Regions from separate parts of the Homo sapiens genome. Here region 1 is linked to region 2. A link is a loop called in an ENCODE intact Hi-C map of the cell type or tissue named here. Cell type or tissue: PC-9. All regions are shown on one strand. Each heading gives the region's core, and the rest is flanking DNA. Links, peaks and the distances in the headings are about the cores only.

Region 1 (7,385 bases), core at 6-5,005, 230 kb after region 2:
ATCTAAGATCTGAATCTTATCCTTTGCCATCTTCTGTTACCATATGGTGTTGAATGCAAGTTTAATTACCATGGAGATTGTTTTACAAACTTTTGATGTGGTCAAGTTCAGTTTTAGAAAAGGGAGTCTGTTCCAGATCAGTGCCAGAACTGTGCCCAGGCCCAAAGGAGACAACTAACTAAAGTAGTGAGATAGATTCTAAGGGCAAACATTTTTCCAAGTCTTGCCATATTTCAAGCAAAGAGGTGCCCAGGCCTGAGGTACTCACATAAATGCTTTGTTTTGCTGGTGATTTAACCAGTGCTTGGAAAAATCTTGCTTGGCTATTTCTGCATCATTTCTTAAGGCTGCCTTCCTCTCTCAGTACGTTGCCCTCTGTGCTATCATCTTATCATCAATTATTAGACAAATCCCACTGGCCTACAGTCTTGCTTCTGCAGCACCCACTTTGTCTCCTCAGGTAGTGATGAATTAGTTGCTGTCACAAAAGGAGGGAAGTAGCACCCAAATTAAGTTGCTTAAGAGAGGAAATGTACATCTTGTATAACTTAGGGAGCGAAGAAAATGTAGGCGCGAAAGTGAAAAGTGAGGCAGCTAGTTCTTCCTATTCCATTCTCGACCAACCTGCCCTTTCTTAATATGACTAGTGGTCTTGATGCTAGAGTCAACTTACTCTGTTGCTGGCTTTAGCAGAGAATAGGAGGAACCATATGAAAAAGATCAGGCTTTCTGACTTCCATCCCCAAAACACATTTACCAGCATACTCCAAACTGTTTCTGATGTGTTCCATGAGAAAAGGATTGTTTGCTCAAAAAGCTTGGAAAATACTACACACTCCCTTTCTCCTTCTGGAGATCAACCCACATTAGAGTGTCTAAGGACTCCTGAGAATTCCTGTTACAGTAAACAAAACTAACGTAATCTACCATTTCCTACACTATTTGAGCATGGAAATCATAGTCCCCACTCTGTGAAAACTTAACGCTTTTTGGAAGACATTTCTGTAGCATGTCAGTTTGGAGAAATGATGAGCTACGCCTTGATGAAAGAACCGTGTTGGTGCTGCTAAGTTTAGCCATTATGGTTTTTCCTTTCTCTCTCTTAAGCCTTATTCTTCAACTAAAAGATGAGGATTAAGAGCAAGAAGTTGGGGGGGATGTGAAAATAATTTTATGAGGTTGTCTAAAATAAAGAGTAGTTTCTTATCCTTGGTGTTTTCAGTATTTTTTGCATTTCTGTACAGCCAATATCACAGGTAAACAACTAAGCAAGTTTGGTATTAACTTTATTCTATTTTCTGTATAACTTTAAGTACATAAAGGTTTATTTCCACAGGCCTCAGGAAATGGGTAGAAATCACAGGACAATCTCTCTTCCCACCAAAAAAAAGTTGCATATTTTGGTAAGTGTTTGTCCTAGAGGGAAAAACAACTGAAATTTACATTAGCAGTGCTGTGCAAGATTCTTACATAATTCAAGACCTAAAACCAGCCTGCAGTGGAGGTTTCAGTCCTCTGTTCAGGTGCTTAGACAGAAGCCATAAGCTGATGAGCATGACAGGGAAAAGGAGGCAGTGAAGACAGGTGACAGGCACCTGGCAGGGAAGAAGGATTCAGGAATGCCAGACTCCTTGAAATCATGTGGGTTTTTTTTTTTTTTTTTTTCCTTTTAAAGTCATCTCTATAGGAAGGTGCTGGGCAGGGATCCCAGAGAAAGAAAGGGTCCAAGACTCCATTAACTGCCCTGGATGAAGGGCACTGCTACAGCAGCTAGTACCAGAGACTCTCCTATCTCACGGTTGAGGCAGACCCAGGATAGAATAGAGAATAAAAGGAATGCTTATAGGAAACAATTTTGTATGGAATGCTAGATGGCCAAGCCTCAGCCTTTGGTCCAGTGCAACCCTTGCCTCGCTTGTCAACAGTGAAAAATTAGTTTGGTTAGAAGAACCATCTGGAAACACACCAGCTTCTGCTACCTTCATGCTCATTGTTAAAAAAAGATTAACCAGTGTGAACATTCTGATCTGTTAATTCCAGGGACTGTTTTCTTTCCAATGGACTGTTTGTTGGTAGAATAACCCCCAAAAGCTCAAAGCTAAAATGCATCATCAGTCCTAGTCGGCAGTTCCTTAAGAATGGACTGGCGGCGTGGTTGAGCTGATATGGAAAAGCTGCACCTTCCTGCAGAAGATCAACTGACCTGCTATCCCACCCCAAATTTCAGCCTGAGGTATATTTCAGTGAAGGCAGGTAGCTGTGCTTCTCAGAGCAGAGAAGCAGTTTTAAGAGCAAAAAGGTAGAGGAAATCTAGAAAAGAACCGTCTTGATACAGATTTATCCCATGGTGTGAAGGGAGGGCAAAGAACCCAGTGGCACTTCGCTTATCCAGCAATTTCTGTCACTGTGGTGACCAACTTCTGCCCGTTCCATAGGGTCTTGAACTGCTCAGGAACTGGGAATTCATTCTGCAAATAAAGAAGAGACAGCAGGTTTAAATCTGAGCTAAAGAACAGCTGGGGCTAAATCTCACACATTTCTCCCAATGCTTGCTTCCACTTAACCCCAGGAGCACGGTACAATGTAGCAAGAGACAAACCCACAGAGCCATGCTATGTTCTAGTGTTCAGCGATCTTGGACAGACTATTAAGTCTATGGGGTGTAAATAACAGTACATATGGCTTTATAGCACCAGCCTGACAAGGTGCCATGGCTCATCCCCATTATTTTTTGCTACCTTGAGCTCCACTTAGGCAGAAAGCACCTACCTTTGGGGCTCCACTACATGGGACTACCTCATTTCTGTGTACTTTTGGTGTGCATTATTGGGTTTTTACCTGCTCAGTGCAGAATGTTCATAAAATAGCTTTCTTCAATGCCAGAAATCTTCAGTCCCTTCTGTTTTTAACATCATACTAAAGAGATCAAGAAACTTACAAAGTCACCGCCTTCTGTAGGAATGAGGACATTCATCTCGGAAGATTTGGCACTGACTATTTCACAATCCAGGGAATTCTTGCTCAGGTAAGCATGGCAGCCATCTGTTTTGTTGATGGATATGGTTGGCACTTTACCCATTACCTGCAGAGTAAACAAAGAGAACTGAGTCCCAGTGGTTGGGAAGGACAACAGTAAGTCGCAGGAAAAGGTTTCCTGTTTCACGTGACTCAGCAACTACATGAAAAGCTCACAGATGCGCAAGACACTGGATACTCGGGTGGGTTGGGATGGGTCCTGAAAAGAACTTGCTTGAAGAGCCAACCCTTCTTCTGCCACGTCCAAAGCAGCTCAGCTTACAGACTTTGTAGAATCAGATTCCCACCAAAGCAACATCTGTGGGTCTACCATGTCTCTTTGAATTAATTCCTCAGGGACAAAAAGAAGGAGCCAAAATATCGAGTTACCTGAACTTTGACATCCTTACTGTTGATTATCTCCACAATGCCCACCACGTCATCGAATACCAGGCCAAGTTTCTTACAGTTATCTAGGAGAAGAAAGGGAGTGTGTCAACGTGTAACTTTAAAGGAAAGTAATATACATTTAGGAATCTTTAAGGATAGGGTAGGTAAAATGGTATTAGCCTTCTCGGGCTCTGGGACGGGGCTTGCGTGGGACAGCGACAAAGACTCACCTACTGTAATGGAGTTAATTTTGCCCTTGATTTGCAATGTCGTGTTGACACACTTGTATATGTAAGCCACCTGTTTCAGCTCTGTGTCCTCAATCACCAGGTTGGAAACATTTTCCTGATTTTCCTGTTAGAGAGAGATCCCAGGATTCTCATCACAAAGCACACACCGAACAAAAAATAACCAGGCTATCCCAAACTTTTTGTTCTTGCAATTGAAGCCAGAACTCTGCCCTCATCTAGCTAAGCTCCATTTAACCTCCTGTTCCTACTCCTTTTCCCCGGGAGGCGGAGGTTGCGGTAAGCCGAAATCGCGCCACTGCACTCCAGCCTGGGCGACAAAGTGAAACTCCATCTCAAAAAAATAAAATAATAAAAATACCTGCCCCTGTCTAGGTATTTTTAACTCACCACTCTCCACTTCTTGCCCTCCAGTTCAAGTACAGCTGGCTCCTTCTTTGTGGCTCGTTTGGGGGATGGGCTGGTTTGGGGTTTAGGTGCAGAGAATGGTTTGGGGCCACTGCGTACTGGACCACTCTGAGCCTTCAGGGCAGGGTTCTTGTGAGTCTTCATGTCATCAGATACATGTTTCAGGGCTGTAAGAACAACAGCTACCTTGTTCCTGTCCTTCATACCAGACCTTTGAGCTGCTATCGTCATGTTAAACATCCTTAACAGAAAATTCAAAGCCAAAACCAGAGCCTTTGAGATGTTCTCTTGCAAGCAGTTTTGGAAAAGTACTTTTATCATTTCTCTTCTCCCCAAGATTAAATTATATGGTTCCATTAACAACAACATGGAATGTGTGTATATTGTGGGTGAGGATAAGGATATGTAAATCCTTATCCTCTATGTCTAGAAAGACATATCAAATGTATGTGCACAAATATATAATTTTTAAAGCAATAAAGAAAAATGAGTGGTAGTAAAGAAAATTTGGTAAAAGGAAAAGAAAAAAATACCCTCACTCCCCACAGCTAACCCTACTTCCCCCACCTCCTCAGTCAGTGTTGGCATTTGCAACTCTACAATATTGTTTTCTACATATATTTGGTTTTGTTGGTTATAATCATACAGATTGTTAACAAATTTAGTTCAACTATTGACACTTAAAAACTTTCTCATGTTAACCTGTAGTTTAATATCTTTCTAGGCCAGGCGCTGTGGCTCATGCCTGTAATCCCACACTCTGGGAGGCCAAGGCAGGCGGATCACCTGAAGTTAGGAGTTCAAAACCAGCCTGGCTACCATGGTGTATTTTTAGTCTCTACTAAAAGTACAAAAAAATTAGCCGGGTGTGGTGGCAGGTGCTGTAGTCCCAGCTATTTAGGAGGCTGAGGCAGGAGAACTGCTTGAACCTGGGAGGCAGAGATTGCAGTGAGCCAAGATCACGCCACTGCACTCCAGCCTGAGCAACAAAGTGAGACTCCCATCTCAAAAAAAATAAAATAAAATAAAAAATAAAAGTAAAAATATATTTCTTTTATGTTTTAAGGGAAAAATAATTCATCATCTCCCACAGCAGGCTGACACACGCCTCGCTTTGAACATGGCCAGATCTATGTTAACTGTATAACAAATACTGAATGGCCTTTTTATCTCCACCATTCCTTGTGGTTGTAATTTACATACTAGATTTTTTTTTTCTTAAACATTACATGGTTCACTGTAGAAAAACATGTAATGGTGGCACAACATTTCATCAAGAGGCCGGGCGTGGTGGCTCACACCTGTAATCCCAGCACTTTGGGAGGCCGAGGTGGGCAGATCACCTGAGGTCAGGAGTTTGAGACCAGGCTGACCAACATGGAGAAACCCCATCTCTACTAAAAATACAAAAAAAAAAAATTAGCCAGGCATGGTGACGCATGGCTGTAATCCCAGGTACTCGGGAGGCTGAGGCAGGAGAATTGCTTGAACCTGGGAGGTGGAGGTTGCGGTGAGCCGAGATCGCGCCATTGCACTCCAGGCTGGGAAACGAGCAAAACTCCGTCTCAAAAAAAATAAAAAAATAAAAAACATTTCATCAAGAGGACATGTGGTAGTTAGCCATTTCTCTTACAGTTGGATTTAGGTTGTTACACCATTTTTAGCTACTATGATCATAGATTCCTAGAAGTGGCTGGACAACTCAGACTTCCACCAGCTGTGTTAAGGGTATCTACTTTATACCAACATTAGGTCACTCTCATGCAAATTTTCCATGTAACCAGTATGCATCTTCTGAGGAAGTTAACTCCCTAACACAATGCCTTCCCAGAGGCCATGTGGTGCCACGGAAAAAGCTCTGGGGAAAACCGCCAGCTCTGTGCCTTGGCACAAGAGGGTCCTCTATATATGCTACCTAATATTAAGTCACTTTCCCATGGGGCAGATGGCTTCCTCCAACTGTGATCATCATTTTCAATTTCCATTTAAGCCAGCTTTGCCGTCCCTTAAAGGAACAGGACACACCAAACGAGTCTCCACCACACAAGCCAGGGTTGTAGTTTACAGACGGTTCTGGTTGGTGGGGTCTGGCCCACACAACTTGTTGTACCTACTGTTCGTGTCCAAGTGCTCACTCACCATGTGTAATGCTCTCCCCCTGATTAATCTGCGCGAACAGTGATGAGCGGGAAGCAGACTCATATGAGCATGAAATGGTAGAGACTGGGGGAGGAGGGGGGCATGGTGGAGGGGGAGGAGGACATGATCCGGCAGAGGGTCCAGATGGCAGTCCGCTCAGTTCTTTTGCCACAGGCCCCTGGAACAATAAGTGCAGGTAACATCATCATCCTCTCTGCTCCCCTCTGTACCATTCCCAGTAGTGCCCTACATGGGCCAGTGCACATGGGGTCCCCACCACAGCCTTTGAGGCAATGATTAATGTGTCCTACCCATACCCAACTTGGCTTTATGCCTTCTCACCCTTTCCCAAGGATCCAGCTCTCAGTTCTATTTCTTGACCATCACATTTTGCCTTTGAACTCACCTGATTCCAGCTCTAAAAACTATTTCCACAAATCTACTTGACATCTTCCTTAGTGTGTTACCAGTACCTCTGATTCAACAGATTCAAAACTGATTTCATCATTTCCTGCCGCTCCTCTCCCTGTACAATCATCCCCTTGTCCCTATTTCAGTGAAAGATGTTACTATCCAAGACTGACTATTCAATCTTCTTTGAGGATTCCAACTTCTTCGACCTTATCAAATCTCTATTATCTTGGTGCTATCTCCTGCAAATGTTTTTCTACTATCCCCCAAACACCATGACCACTTTCATAATCTGAGCATGAGTCCTTATCCCTAACCTATACACTGAGACTCTTTTAAAGACAAATTGAATCATTATCACTCCCTTGCTCAAATACCTCATCCCAAAGTCTCAGCCTACCTTCCTTTCCAGCCTTTTCTCCTAAAATTCTGATCATTTCCCCTTATTGAAGCCAGAGATGACCAATCTCTACATTTACTCTGCATGTATTTTGTTTAAGCTGTGCCTTTTGTAGTATCCCACTTCTCACTGCCCTATACTACTTTCAAGTCTCACAGAAGAGTATATACCTTCAAAGTACAATCTCTTCTAGTGAGAAGCACTCTTCTCTTCCTCATACTCTAGTCTGTATCTTTATTATAGCATTTGGCTTGGTGATTTGTATTGGGGTTTTGCATTCTTATTTTTAAGCTCCTTAAAGGCTGGGATAGTGTAACTCATTTGTGTGTGTCTCCTGCTCCAGCACCAATCACTGTCCCTAACATATTTATTGA
Region 2 (6,768 bases), core at 1,769-6,768:
TGTCCCATCCATGAGACAGAGACTCTGCTGCCTACCTCAAAAGGGCACTGTAAGATTGAAGGTGGGCATCAGACAAGGTATCATGAAGTGGGCCTTGCAATTGCCATTGCTGTCATTTTTCTTTCTCAACAGGGTCCCCAGGGCATCAGGGGCTACCCAGGCATGGCAGGGCCCAAGGGAGAGACGGTAAGTGAATCTTGGGGTGTTCTACAAGAGCTTCCAGGAGCTGCCTTCTGGCCCCTGGAGTTCAGCCAGGACTGACCTGCAACCCTTTCCTCTCCCCAGGGCCCTCATGGATATAAAGGCATGGTGGGCGCTATCGGTGCCACTGGGCCACCGGTAAGCCTCTTTTTGCTCCCCTACCCCTGAGGCTGGAGCTCCTACAGCTACAGCCACAGAGTGGGCATGGCTCCCCCTGAGCCTGTGTGACCTGGATTCCTGCTTGTCTTTCTTGCCAGGGTGAGGAAGGTCCTAGGGGACCGCCAGGCCGAGCTGGGGAGAAGGGTGACGAGGTGAGTCCTCAGGCACCCATTGTTCAGTCAGGACCCCTGGGGAGTACTGGGCAGGACAAGGCACCCCCTAAGGCTGTGTGTGTGAGAGTGCATGAGTGTGTGCGTGAGTGTGAATGTGTAGTGTGTGTGAGTGTGTAGTGTGTGTGTGTGTAGACTGTGTGTATATGAGTGTATGTGTACAGTGTGTATGTGTGAGGCTGTCTGTGAGTGTGTGTAGTATGTGTATGTGAGTGTGTGAGGATATCTCTGAGTGTGTGTGTGTGACTGTGAGTGTATGTATGTGTGTGTGAGTGAGTGTGTGTGTGTCTGCCCAAGTGGGTGACCTGCTGGGGAGGACCATCTGTGCCAAGAGCCCAGTCAGCCCAAATTCAGACTTTAGGCGAAGCCCTGGGATCCAGTCCCATGGTCACTGGGGCCAGACAATGAGATTCCAGCAAATCAGCCATGGGGCTAATGGGATTTGGTCTCGATCCCAGTTCTCTTAACTCTTTTTTTTTTTTTTTCCCAATTAATAGACCTGTTGGGGGAAGCGGTTTTAAGTTTACAGAAAAATGGAGCAGAAAACACAGTTAACTGTTATTATTATTTAGTTTTTTAAATTATTTTCTTTTCTTTTTAAAAATTAAAAAATTCTTATACTTTTATTTTTCTATTAGACAGCAGAGATCATCTAGTTGTTTTGTTTTGTTTTGTTTTTGAGATGGAGTTTTATTCTTGTTGCCCAGGCTGGAGTGCATGGTGCGATCTCGGCTCACTGCAACCTCCGCCTCCCTGGTTCAAGAGATTCTCTTGCCTCAGCCACCCAAGTGGCTGGGATTACAGGCATGCGCCACCATGCTCAGCTAATTTTGTATTTTTAGTAGAGACAGGGTTTCACCATGTTAGGCTGGTCTCGAACTCCTGACCTCAGGTGATCCACCTGCCTCGGCCTCCCAAAGTGCTGGGATTACAGGTGTGAGCCAACACGCCCAGCAATATCTAGTTTTTTAATGCAATTTTTTAACTATACAGAAAACCAGTGAGAGTGATATAAAGAATCCCCATGTACCTATCACAGGTTCCAATTCAGTTATTAACATTTTGTCAGTCTTGTGTCCTCTATCCCCCAGACCCCTCCTTCCTTTGATTTTGTTATTGCTTTGCTCTGATGTTTTCAAGTAAATCCTTAACATCCTATCATCTCAGCCCTAGATACTTTTGTACATATCTCTAAACAATAAGCACTCATTCTCACATAATCACATTATCACAACTGACAAAATAAACAAGTACTCCCTAACATCATCTAATGGCCAGTCTCTGTTCAGTTTTTCCCAATTATCTCAAAAATGTCTTTTCCTGGTTCTTGTTCAAATCAAGACTCACACAGCATCCACACACTGCATTCGGTTGTTGTGTTCCTTTGGCTGAGTGGATTGTGGGGCCTTGGCCAAGGTCTCAGTGGATTCTGGCTCCCACCCCTGCTCTGGCTCAGCCCAGCCTGGCCTCCTGGCACTGACTTCTCCTCCCTCCTGCTGGTGCCAGGGCAGGAAGGGTACTCCCAAGGCTCTCTCCTCCGGCCCCTGCATGGTGTGGCCTGTGCCAGAGGAACTCTGGGACCTAGAGGCCACTGTTCTCAGTGGTTCCCCTCTCTGCACAGCCAGACAGGGGCCCAACATCCTGAGGGTGACCTGATCTCTCTCCGCTTTGCAGGGCAGCCCAGGTATTCGTGGACCCCAGGGGATCACAGGCCCGAAAGGAGCAACGGTAGGTGCCAGAGGCCTAGGCCCACCAGGACAGAGGCCAGGGCCCAGCTGCTTTGTCCAAACCCCCAGAAGAGAAGCCTGGGATGCTAGTCTGAACTCTGCAACTGGTGGGCTGGCTCCATAACCTCAGGAAATGCCTCCCTTTCTGTGCCTCAGTTTCTTCACCTGTAAACAGGGGTGATGACATACGGGAGGTCATGGGGAGCTTGCAGCAGTCGGGGACACCACCCTCCACACTAGGGAAGGACTGTGTTCCGTGACCCTCATCCCCTTCCCACTTCAACTCCCCTCCCCCAGTTGGCCAGTGGGGCTTCCTGGGATGACCAGAGCCACTCCCTCCCTGCACACTGCAGCTGTCTCAGAGGAACAGGGGTGGGTGGCCAGACCCCAGACATCTCCGCATTATCACTCTCCCTTGAACTTTCCTCCTGGGTAGGGCCCCCCAGGCATCAACGGCAAGGATGGGACCCCAGGCACGCCTGGCATGAAGGTAGGAGTGGGGCTGCTGATGGGACTGGGGCAGGGGCAGGACCTTGAGTCCTGGATTCTAGACACCAAGAGCCTGGGGTCCTCAGGTCATGGACATGCCCTTTCTTGCCTCTGGATCTCAGTTTCCCTACCTGCATCTGGGTAGAAGCCATGGCCCTCTGGCTGGAGCTTTAATTTGTATCTTTGGTTATCTGTCTATCCCAGGGCAGTGCAGGACAGGCGGGACAGCCCGGAAGTCCAGGCCACCAGGGCCTAGCGGTAAGTGTCAGGTGGAGCCACAGGGGCTGGCCAGGGGCTAGTGGCTGATGAGGTTAGAATCCACACACACCCGGGGCTCTTGCTCAATCACCACCTCTTGCCTTGTTACCAACTCTGTGGCCCCTGGCCTGGCGAAGGCTTCATTACTTGGACAATTACTCTAGCCTTCTCTTTGGCCATTCCAGTCCTCCATGTTGGCTAAATGGGATCTGACCATTTCTGCACTATAGCACCTTCCATGGCTCCCCACCGCCTCCAGGAAAAAGTCATTCAGTCCAGTCCTTCAATAAGTAGTTATTGAGGTCGGGTGCAGTGGCTCATGCCTATAATCCCAGCACTTCAGGAGGCTCAGCTGAGTGGATCACTTGAGGTCAGGAGTTCAAAACCAGCCTGGCCAATGTGGTGACACCCCGTCTCTACTAAAAATACAAAAATTAGCTGGGCGTGGCGGCTCATGCCTGTAATCTCAGCTACTCAGGAGGCTGAGGCAGGAGAATTGCTTGAGCCCAGGAGGCGGAGGTTGCACTGAGCCAAGATTACACCACTGCACTCCAGCCTGGGTAACAGAGCAAGACTCCATCTCAAAAAAAAAAAAAAAAAATAGTTATTGAGTATCTGAGGTATACTAAGTGGCAGGTAAACAATTATAAATAGGACAGATGCAATCTTTGTCTTCATGGCTCATCTTACCATTCAATGACCACCATAATCTGACCCCAACCTGCCCCTCCTGCCATATCAGCAATGGCCCCTCTCTGTCCTTTCCCTTCTCAACAGGCCTTGGCTTTTCTGCCTCCACACCTTTAGGCCTTTGCTGGTCCCTCTGTTTGAAATGCCCTTTCTGGTCTCTTTGTGCCTTCTTATCGTTCAGGGCCATCTCCATTCCATACCTCCTGGAGTCCAGTCCATGGGAGCCTGCCCTCCCTCCCTGTGGGGGTACTGAGTGGCCAAACCTGTTTCTGTGCACACATGCAGACTTGTGTTCCTGCGTGCACTCACATGGGCTCAGGCACCTGAGAGCACATATCCATCTCTTCCACGTAGACCCCAGGTCCTGGAAGACAGGCCATTCTCTGTGCCCCACTCCTCTGCCACCACTGTGGGAATGTACAGTTAAGTTCATCATGCCGTGGCTGGACCTTCTGTTGTTCAGCTCCCACAGGTGGGGGAAATCTGGATTGGGGATGGGAAGCAAAGCAGCAGGTGCATGGGGCTCCCTCATGCCAGGGCAGAAACTGACTTCAACTTCTTTCTGCAGGGTGTGCCAGGCCAGCCTGGGACAAAAGGAGGCCCTGGAGACCAGGTGAGGCGATCCCAAGCTGGGGACAGAATTGAGCAAGGAAGTCTGGGGCCAGGAAGACAGCAAGGCCCAGGCCTCAGCCAAGTCTCAGAGGCTCAGCCAGAACATAAGCCCCTTGGGCCTAACCACCTCCCTCCTGCCACCTCCCACCCATCATGCACTCCTCAGCCTGCCTCAGTGCAGATAGGATGGCATGGCTTAAAATCCAGAGGAGAAACAAACAGGAAAATCAGGAGCCAAGAGGATTGAACCAAGAATACCCTCTCCCCCGTCCCAGCTCATCTGGTTCCAGGCTCTGTTTAGGCTTCGTTGGGTTTCCCTGAGGCCAAGGGCCTGACTGGGCCACCCAGACTGACCTGAGAACTGTTTTCCTGCAGGGTGAGCCGGGCCCGCAGGGCCTTCCTGGATTCTCTGGTCCCCCTGGGAAAGAGGTAAATGCCCCCTGCACTGACACAAGGGTTCCTGCTTTAGGGTGAGGCCATGGGGTGGAGCCCTAACCTAGGGAGAGCTCCGAGTTAGTCTGGCTCTGCCCTGACCCAATGATTCAGGGAAGCTCTTTCTCCTCCCTGGGCCTGTTTCCCTATGTACATTGCAGGGAGGGTGGGGACTGGCTCTGTTCTGGAGTGTGACTTTCCTAGATGGCCAAGTTGATGGGCTGGGAATCCAACAGGCAGAGTTGTTCGTTCATTTATTCATTGCATAAACATTCACTAAACACTTGCAACTATGAGTCTCCTCTTCATATGGAGGGTATAGTTTAATGGAAGAAATAGACATGAAATAAATGATCACGCCGGGCGCGGTGGCTCACGCCTGTAATCCCAGCATTTTGGGAGGCTGAGGCGGGTGGATCACGAGGTCAGGAGATCCAGACCGCGGTGAAACCCCGTCTCTACTAAAAATACAAAAAATTAGCCTGGGGCGGTGGCAGGCACCTGTAGTCCCAGCTACTCTGGAGGCTGAGGCAGGAGAATGGCATGAACCCGGGAGGCGGAGCTTGCAGTGAGCGGAGATCGCGCCACTGCATTCCAGCCTGGGTGACAGAGCAAGACTCCCTCTCAAAAAAAAAAAAAAAAAAAAAAAAGAAAGAAAGAAATGATCACATGATAAGTAATTCAAATTGTGTTGGGTCCTTTGAAAGAAAACTACAGGGACCCAAAACCATGGAACAGGTGGTCTGGGAAACCTTCCCTGATGAAGCAAATTAGCTGAGACCCAGGGTAGGGAGGGGCTGGCCAGGTGTGGAAGGGTGGGTTCCACCAGGTCAAACGCTTAGCCCCAATTTCTCCTTCCTCCAGGGAGAGCCAGGGCCTCGAGGAGAAATTGGTCCCCAGGGCATCATGGGACAGAAGGTAAGTGCCTGGCACAATGGCCCCTCCCCGGGGGCCTCTGCGGCAGCTGGCACTGCTGGATACAGCATCTGCTCCGTGCAGCCCGTGAGATGCCTCCCCAGGCAGGGCCTAGGTTTGCTTTGCTGGTCTGCCAAGTGGAGAAAGGACCCCCTGCCAGTGACAGCAGGAATGGAGGGCACCCTGACCATGCGGTGCCAGGCCTCGGTGCGGGAGGCTACCCCTGCTGAGAGCTGCTGAGGTTGTGACCTTCTCTTTCCATTTCAGGGTGACCAAGGCGAGAGGGGTCCAGTGGGGCAACCAGGCCCTCAGGGAAGGCAGGTGAGTGCAGGCCAGCTAAGGTGGGCAGGGCGTCATATCCAGGCCCCTCATTCCATTTATTCCTTTGGTTTCTTTTCTCCTCAGGGCCCTAAGGGGGAGCAGGGCCCCCCCGGAATTCCAGGGCCCCAAGGCTTGCCAGGCGTCAAAGGAGACAAGGTGCCAGATGGGGCTGGGAAACACCTGGGAAAGGGGCCCTATAACAGGGGGAGTGGGGTCGGCAGGACTCAGATCCTTCCGGAGCCTCCAAACCTGCGGATCTCAGGGTTCTGGTCTGGTCGGCGAGGCGGAGTTGGAAAGAGGGGTGTGGCCGAAAGTTAGGTGGGGGACCCCGTGGAGGGGGGAGCTCGCCAAACCCCTCACTGCCCGCTTTCTCCAGGGCTCCCCAGGGAAGACCGGGCCCCGCGGCAAAGTGGTGAGTTCCAGCACCCCTGTTCCCAGCGACCCCCAACCCTGCTCTGCGTCCCCGCCGCCACCGCGCGTCTGACCCGTGGTTCTCTCTGCAGGGTGACCCAGGGGTGGCCGGCCTCCCCGGAGAGAAAGGCGAGAAGGTGAGCGCGCGGCCTAGGGAAGGGCGGGGAGCGGCGGCTGGCCCCGGGGTCCCCGCGGCTTCGTGACCGCTGCTCCTTGTGCCTGCAGGGCGAGTCCGGCGAGCCGGGGCCCAAGGGACAGGTGAGTCCTCCCCTCCCGGCGTTCTCCGACTTTCCTGGGCGGCCACTCCCTTCCTCGACCCCCACCCCCCACTCTCGCCCACCCGGGCGCCTTCTCACCCGGCTCTGCTCCCACCCCCATCCCCC

The links. A loop is a pair of places that touch in the nucleus more often than their neighbours do. Peaks named below come from ENCODE experiments on the same cell type or tissue, not always from the same donor. Only the 100,000 strongest peaks of a DNase experiment are listed, where the experiment ranks them.
Region 1: a loop joins it to region 2, with 16 times the contacts of the local background. A loop is called at or near these places in 5 of 110 quality-filtered maps.

The regions. Positions count from the first base shown.
Region 1 is chr1:40,066,533-40,073,917 of GRCh38, reverse strand. CAP1 (cyclase associated actin cytoskeleton regulatory protein 1) reads right to left here. Exons shown (of 13, transcript NM_006367.4): 8 at 6,201-6,378; 9 at 4,044-4,228; 10 at 3,636-3,759; 11 at 3,406-3,488; 12 at 2,939-3,082; 13 at 1,270-2,468. The coding sequence ends at 2,385. It overlaps PPT1 (palmitoyl-protein thioesterase 1), which reads left to right. Exons shown (of 9, transcript NM_000310.4): 9 at 1-1,206. Among named protein-coding and RNA genes, the nearest start is that of PPT1, 27 kb to the left of the region's middle. RefSeq lists an enhancer at 2,880-4,079. In PC-9, for the core only: no CTCF peak of the experiment used is centred there; a DNase peak (open chromatin) is centred at 3,067; H3K27ac peaks cover 2,216 bases.
Region 2 is chr1:40,303,682-40,310,449 of GRCh38, reverse strand. It overlaps COL9A2 (collagen type IX alpha 2 chain), which reads left to right. Exons shown (of 32, transcript NM_001852.4): 14 at 133-186; 15 at 286-339; 16 at 459-512; 17 at 2,205-2,258; 18 at 2,694-2,747; 19 at 2,951-3,004; 20 at 4,263-4,307; 21 at 4,682-4,735; 22 at 5,603-5,656; 23 at 5,921-5,974; 24 at 6,059-6,130; 25 at 6,351-6,386; 26 at 6,478-6,522; 27 at 6,611-6,643. Among named protein-coding and RNA genes, the nearest start is that of COL9A2, 10 kb to the left of the region's middle. In PC-9, for the core only: a CTCF peak has its summit at 4,717; DNase peaks (open chromatin) are centred at 3,939, 4,849, 5,169 and 5,439; H3K4me3 peaks cover 780 bases; H3K27ac peaks cover 2,497 bases.